Linked DNA regions of Mus musculus: region 2 is linked to region 1. Evidence: chromatin loops called from intact Hi-C (ENCODE). Cell type or tissue: left cerebral cortex. All regions are shown on one strand.

Region 1 (4,000 bases):
GAGCTACAACCCTAGCCCAGACCTTCATTCCTGAAGAGTATCTAGAACTCTGAGTTATCTGGTTGGTTGTCTCCTGCCTTACTGCAGACTTTAGAAGTATTCTGAACAGTAGTATGGTTAATCGGCTCTTAACTTCCGGGTGGGTGCATGTGTGCTTCTCGCTACCGCCCCAATGTTGTGGATTCTTGAATGAAAGAAAGAAAGACAGACAGACAGACAGACAGACAGACACACACACACACACAGAGCCTTATTTTTTCTTGTTTTTTTTTTTAAAGATTTATTATTTATTATATGTATGTACACTGTAGCTGTCTTCAGACACTCCAGAAGAGGGAGTCAGATCTCGTTATGGATGGTTGTGAGCCACCATGTGGTTGCTGGGATTTGAACTCCGGACCTTCGGAAGAGCAGTCGGGTGCTCTTACCCACTGAGCCATCTCACCAGCCCCTTGTTATTTTTTTTATTAGGTATTTTCTTCATTTACATTTCAAATGCTATCCCAAAAGTCCCCTATATCCTTCCCCCCCTTCCCTACCCACTCACTCCCACTTCTTGGCCCTGGTGTTCCCCTGTACTGAGGCATAATTTGCAAGACCAAGGGGCCTCTCTTCCCAATGATGGCCAACTAGGCCATCTTCTGCTACATATGCAGCTAGAGACATGAGCTCTGGGGGTACTGGTTAGTTCATATTGTTGTTCCATCTATAGGGTTGCAGACCCCTTTAGCTCCTTGGGTACTTTCTCTAACCTCCTCCATTGGGGGCCCTGTGTTCCACCCAATAGCTGACTGTGAGCATCCATCCACTTCTGTGTTTGCCAGGCACTGGCATAGCCTCACAAGAGACAGCTATATCAGGGTCCTTTCAGCAAAATCTTGCTGGCATATTCAATGGTGTCTGCGTTTGGAGGCTGATTATGGGATGGATCTCTGGGTGTGGCAGTCTCTAGATGGTCTATCCTTTCGTCTCAGCTCCAAACTTTGTCTCTGTAACTCCTTCCATGGGTGTTTTGTCTTATTTTTAATATGCCCTAAGCAGCTCAATGGTTGGGCCGCTCCCAAACTTCCATGTTGCTAACGCCTCCCCTCCGATACTCTTGAATTATTACTTACTAAACTGTATTTTATCTTTGTTACCCCAGGCCCGATGGGGTAGATTCCTGTGTAATTTGGGAATCCAAATAACATAAGCAATAAACTAAATTGACAACAATATTCTTTCTTTTTTAAAGATGTGTTTTATTTTGAGCTCTGTATTTGAGTCTGTGTCTTTATGGGTATGAGCATGTGAGTACAGAGTCCCCAGAGGTCAGAGGTGTTTGCAATCCCTGGAGCCAGAGTTTCAGGCAATTGTGAACCAACTGACATGGGTGCTGGGAACCAAACTCAGGTTCTCTGAAAAAGCCATCCTCACTTTTAGCTGTGAAGCCTGTGTGGGTCCAAGTGTAACTTTCTTGATCATCATATTTTCTGAAAAATCAGTGTTCCCTTTCTTTGTTAGATCATTCTATGGTTGCTTTCAGTGTTTGCTCTTAAAGTGACCATGGTGGTGTCTGTCTGCAGTTTCAGCTTCCCAGAAGGCTGACACAGGAAGATGTGGCTTTGAAGCTGGCCTGGGCAACAGTAAAACTCTATCTTAAGAAACAAACAAACAAACAAACAAACACACACACAACTTAACAAAGGCCTAGGGTGTTTGATGTGGCTTGCTTTGTTTCTTCTTGTGCTCATTTAGTGGTTTACGTCGGGTTTCTATATGTCATTAAGTGTAGCCGGTATGCATCCTTGTTTTTTTCTGAGTCCCACATTCTTTTTCTGCTTTTTACAAGTCTAGCTTTCCATATTGGCCTCTTGGTATCATCTAGAACTTACTCTGGGTTATTTATTTATTTATTTTTAGTCTTTTTTTTTTTTTTCTCTTGTTTGCATTGGTTTTCTATCTGTGACTCCCTTTGGGAAGTGGGCAGAGACTCACTGTGTAGGCCAAGGCTGGTCTTGCATATGTGCATACCCAATTCTCTGCCTCTCCCACATGCTGGGATGGCAGCTGGGAGCCTCCGTGCCATTGGCTGCTCCTGCCCATCTCTCTCAGTATTCCACTCCTCCTCCTCCTCCCTCTCTCATCAGCTCTTAGGCACATTTAGTGAATTTTTTATTTCTTGTGTTTTATTTTTTCAGTTCTGGAATTTCCATTGAGTCTCTGTGTTGTCTCTGTCCCCTGCTGGGGTTCCTGACCTACTGCAGTGAGATTTTCACTCACTCATTGGAACCTCCAGTCACCCATGCCACAGCTGGGAGAGCTGCTCCAAACCAGGAGGACCTTGTCTGGGCTACACAGTGGCATGGTTTCCCCAATGCCTTATGTGGCCAGCATTTCTGATTGCATCCTGGATGGTCTCAAGTTCCGTCGTGGGAATTCTGGATTCGTTTAGTCTTCTCGAGAGACACAGTGAGGGCTGCAGCTCCCAGCTTCCCTTCCAGGGTTACGTCACTCCTGTCAAGACTCACAGTTCCTGGCTTCCCCTTTCTGACTCACCAAGCCAGGGATACTGAGCTTTCTCGATGGGGCTGTGCTGGCAAAATCACAGACAGCTGGGAAAGGCAGTAATTTAGAAACACAATGATAAGTAAAATTATTATAAAGACGACTTTGTAAAAATATGGAACATTTTGTGAACACAAGTCCCCAAAATGTCAGAAAGCTCAGAAAGTTAATAAGTCTCGTTGATGATAAAGAGGAAAGAGATTTGGTGTCTGAGTGGGTAACTCAGTCATTTTACAGACAGGAGACTCAAATGCTCCTTTTCTATTTTGTTTATCATCTATTTGTAGTTATTCCTTTGTGTGTGTGTGTCTGTGTGTGTGTGTGTATGTGCACTCGCATGTGCGCCTTATTCCTTTGTGTGTGTGTGTATGTGCACTTGCATGTGCGCCTGTGCTAGCTGTACATGTGTGTGTGTGTGCACTCGCATGTGCGCCTGTGCTAGCTGCACATGTGTGTGTTCCTGAAGGCTGAAGCAGGATATCAGGTGTCCTTCTCTATCATCTATACTATTTCTTTGAGACAGGGTTTCTCATTTGAACTTGGAGCTCAGCTGATGACAGGCAAGCCCTCCGTCTCCTCATCTCTGTTCCGTCTAGTGCGAGGTTGTGGTGTGGCCACACCCAGCTTTTTAAAGTGAGTACTGGGAGCTGAACTTGGGTTCTCATGCTTGTACAGCAAGTGCTGTTATCCACCGAGCCATCTCTCTAACCCTACTTACTGGTTCTCCTAAAAGATGTATCTGTCCTTTGCAGGGGTAAAGCTATTGATGTTTGACGTGTTCAACATTGCCAGCAACTAGGACACAATTCGTCAGTATTCCTTAGAGTTGAACAGTTTTCTTAAGGAATAAATAGATAAATCACATTTGTTGTAGACATATTCATATTTCTTCATGTAATTTGTATTAATTATCAGCTAATTAAAGTTTAGTAGCTGCTGTGGTGGCATATACCTGTAGTTCCATCAGGTGGGAGGTAAACACAGATCAGGACTTCAAGGCCATCTTTGCTGAATGCTGAATACCAGACTAGTCTGGGCTAACTGAGACCCTGTCTTGAAAATAAATAAAAATTTCTAGGCACAAGAGAAACCCAAGAATTGTTTACCTTTCCCCGTCCATAAACATTGTCACTTAAACAGGTTTTCTGGGATGAAATATGTAAGACTGTAACATGGCTTAGAGGGAGGCCCTTTAAAGGACATATAATGGGCAGTGTCGTCTCTCTCATCATCAGAATCATAAACAGTCGGATTCAATAGCATGCATGTTTGTGTGTGGAAAGACATTTGCAGTGGGGCCGGAAGGCTCAGCAGTTAGGAATGCTTGCTGCTTTTACAGAGGATCCAGGTTCAGTTCCTAGCATACACATCTGACAGGCTTAACCAGCTGTTCTGTGACTGCAGCTCCAGGGGGTCCAGCACTTCTTCTGGCTTTCACAGGCACCTGTATAGA
Region 2 (4,000 bases), 43 kb before region 1:
TCCTCTGGATTCTGGGATTTTATACACCTAGCAATATTCTGGGGTGTCTTTTCCAGTGAGTATATTTTCTTTCTTTTTTATTTATTATGGCAAAATACTCATAAAAAGAACCAATTTAACTGTACAGTTTGGTGACATTACCTATTAACAACACTATGCTATTACCATTATGCATTCTAGAGCTTTTACTATCTCGAATATGGAACCACATACTTGTTTTTTTGTTTGTTTGTTTGTTTTGGTTTTGTTTTTTTCGAGACAGGGTTTCTCTGTATAGCCCTGGCTGTCCTGGAACTCACTTTGTAAACCAGGCTGGCCTCAAACTCAGAAATCCGCCTGCCTCTGTCTCCCGAGTGCTGGGATTAAAGGCATGAGCCACCACGCCCAGCCACATACTTGTTAAAAACAATACTAGGCTCTGGAAAGATGCTCAGAGCATTTGGGTTCAATTCCCAGCACCCACATTGTGGCTTACAGCCATCTTTAATTCCAGTTCCAGGGGTCTAGTGCCTTTGTATAGTCTCCAAGAGTACCAGGCAGACATGCAGGAAAAACAGCATGCACAAAGTGATTCCCATTTTCCTCTCCTGTGTTGCTATACTCTCTGTCTTCTTGAATTTGCCCTTTCCCATTAGTCTAGGGTTTTCAAGGTCATCCCTGCTGTAGCAGGTGTCAGGCTTTCCTTTAAATATTTGGCCATATTTCATGGCATGAATGAATACTGTATTTTTAGTTCATGTAACTTGTATACAACTTATAAAATTAGGTTACAATATAAAGAGGTAGTAGTGACTGTCAGCTTGAAACCTGACTATGGGGTCACTACCTCCGTGAAGCGCTGTCCTGACCTTGGAGTAGAAATGATGAGCACTGTGTGGGCTGTGTGGCCAGCACCTTCCTCCTGCTGGAGGAACCTGAGCTGCTTGTACTTCAGCATCCTAGAACCTTTCCCCATGCAATGTTCCCTTGTTATCCTCCTTCTGTTCTGTTCTGTTCTGTTCTGTTCTGTTCTGTTCTGAGACAGGTCTCATGAAGCCCAGGCCTTAGAGTTCTGATCCTCCTGCCTTCATATCCCTGATGCTGGGATTACAGATGTGTGTCATCATGCCTGGTTTATGCTGTGCTGGGGATGGAACCCAGGGCTTCATGAATGCTAGGCAAACACTCTACCACATGATCCGTATTCCCATCCTTCTTGGGATCATCTCTTAATATCTATAGTTTATTCCTGATATTGATAATTTGTGTTTATCCTGTCTCCTTCCCCTCCCTCTCCCTTTTAGTCCATTCCTTGAACTTTAAAGTATGCTTGGCTAGCTTATCTGTTTTATTAATCTTAAAGACAAACCAACCCTTCCCCCTTCCCTATATAGTCAACATTTATTTTAAGGTCTAAAAACATTAAGACTAATTAAAGCAAAATGACTGTTATTGCTTTAAAAGACAAACAAATAAATAAACCAATTTTTCTCCTTTATATGAGTATTTTGCCTGCATGTATGTTGATGTACTATATGTGTGCAGTGCCTGTGGAGGCCAAAAGAGGGCATCAGAGCCCCTGAGACTGTAACATCTGTGCTAGGACCAAACTGGGGTTCTCTGGAAAGAGCAGCAGAGCCCCTGAGACTGTAACATCTGTGCTAGGACCTAACTGGGGTTCTCTGGAAAGAGCAGCCAGGGCTTGTAACTGCTGAGCCACCTCTGCAGCCTCTGGCTGTCTTCTCTGAAGCAACACATTCATTGACTGTTTTAGTTAGCATACAAGAGTGTGTTTAGGATGGCCATGCCATCTGTGTACACTGCCATCTGCTGCTCCTTGACATGTCATCTTTATTTTTTTTAAAGATTTATTTATTTCATGTATATGAGTACACTGTAGCTGTCTTTAGACACACCAGGAGAGTGTATTGGATCCCATTACAGATGGTTGTGAGCCACCATGTGGTTGCTGGCAATTGAACTCAGGACCTTTGGAAGAGCATTCTGTGCTCTTAACCTCTGAGCCATCTCTTCAGCCCCTCATCTTTATTTTTAACGTAGTCTGATTTAGTGATTTTTGGGGGGGGGGTGTCTGCATGAAAAATAGCGTCTATCCAAAGGTCACAAGGAGGTTGTGACACTTTACCTTATATTGTACTGTGCAGTTTGCCTGGAATGAATTTTGATCTTTATTGGTGAAGGGTTTTTGGTTTTTTTTTTGTTTGTTTGTTTTTTGTTTTTTTATTTTCAGAAACACTTTTTTTTTTTTAAAGATTTATTTATTTATTACATGTAAGTACACTGTAGCTGTCTTCAGAAGAGGGCGTCATATCTCGTTACAGATGGTTGCGAGCCACCATGTGGTTGCTGGGATTTGAACTCTGGACCTTCGGAAGAGCAGTCGGGTGCTCTTACCCACTGAGCCATCTCACCAGCCCCAGAAACACTTTTTAAAAAAATATTTATTTATTATTATAAATAGGTACACTGTAGCTGTCTTCAGACATACCAGAAGAGGGTGTCAGATCTCATTATGGGTTGTTATGAGCCACTGTGTGGTTGCTGGGATTTGAACTCAATACCTTTGGAAGAACAGTCAGTGCTCTTAACCACTGAGCCATCTCTCCAGCCCAGTTTTTTTTTTTTTTTTATTCCCTCCTTCCATATTTACCTCATACTTTCATTGAAAAGAGCCTTACCAGGGCTTGAGAGGGTGGTTCAGTCATGAGGACAGGAATCCATATACTCATCTGCCCTGTAAATGTAAATGTAAATAGGAGCAGAAGCCCACCTGTAACCCTGGCACTCAGGAGGCAGAGATAGGGTATCCCTGGGCCATGACTAGCTAGACTAGCTGAGTCCTGGAGTTCAGAGTTCAAGTGAGGAAACCTGCCTCAGTGCCTATGGCAGAGAGAGATGAAGACACCTGGTACCAACCTCTGGCCTCTACATGCACACTGCACGCACGTGCCCGCGAGTGTCTGGGAGCTCTATGTTTTGTTAATTCACTGCCAAGTTTGTCCCATTATGCCATCTACATCACCTGTATCCCTGTAGCTTTAAAGCCAATCTTAGTATCTGATAGAAGGAAGCATCCAGCTTTACATACAGTGCTGGCTTGGCTTCCTCTTTTTCCTTTCCATACACAATTTAGAATCAGTTTTGTTCATTTCTAGATCCAGTTAAAGATACTCAAAGCTTTTTTTCTAGGATGGCATTGTGTTTATTGATCACTTTGATCCTGGGCCTAGTAAAGTAACATAAAGACTGGAGGAGGCCTGTTCCCTTGGTGGACGTGCAGCACCAGGTATGTTGTGGTTTCCAGCTGCTTTCATGTCCATCTTTTCCTGATCTTTGGCTTTTAGAACGTTCTATTTTCCTTTGAACTCAATCCTTGGTCTTGCTGATAAAAATCCTGTTCGTATAGTTTCATGTGTCAAGAAATCTGATTCCTGCCGGACAGTGGTGGCTCACGCCTTTAATCCCAGCACTTGGGAGGCAGGGGGCAGGCGGAGTTCTGAGTTCGAGGCCAGGCTGGTCTACAGAGTGAGTTCCAGGACAGCCAGAGCTACACAGAGAAACCCTGTCTCAAAAAACAAAACAAAACAAACAAACAAAAAATTCCGATCTCCCCCCTTCCCCCTTTTTTTTCAGATTAGGTGTTCAGTACATGTGGAATGAGAGTTTACTTTGTGTTGGGCACTGTGTGTGTCTGATATAACAGCAGGAAACACAAGCATCAGCTAGTGGTGGCTCTTTGTGCCCAGTTGACTTGCCTGGAAACCCCCATTGTCACCTGCTTGGGAGAGTAGTTATTGCCTGGACTGTGTGGGCTGTGTTCCTGCGGTAGGGTCATTGTTAAGCAGAGCACACTCCCACGTGGTTCAGCAGTGCCTTTATCTCCTTTTGCTGATTATTGAGCGCTAGTGGCTTAGTCAGACAGCTCCCAGGTTTGCCCTGATATGGTAGTTCCTCTGACCTTGAAGAACTCCTGATCTTTACCTCCAGCTGCTTATGGCCT

The links. Peaks named below come from ENCODE experiments on the same cell type or tissue, not always from the same donor. Only the 100,000 strongest peaks of a DNase experiment are listed, where the experiment ranks them.
Region 2: a loop joins it to region 1, with 2.0 times the contacts of the local background. A loop is called at or near these places in 1 of 42 quality-filtered maps.

Annotation. Positions count from the first base shown.
Region 1 is chr2:31,739,881-31,743,880 of GRCm38, forward strand. It overlaps a transcript of Abl1 not described here. Among named protein-coding and RNA genes, the nearest start is that of Abl1, 18 kb to the right of the region's middle. In left cerebral cortex, a CTCF peak has its summit at 2,234; DNase peaks (open chromatin) are centred at 2,047 and 2,487; H3K27ac peaks cover 443 bases.
Region 2 is chr2:31,696,862-31,700,861 of GRCm38, forward strand. It overlaps a transcript of Abl1 not described here. Among named protein-coding and RNA genes, the nearest start is that of Gm13427, 10 kb to the left of the region's middle. In left cerebral cortex, a CTCF peak has its summit at 1,540 (motif pointing right); no DNase peak of the experiment used is centred here.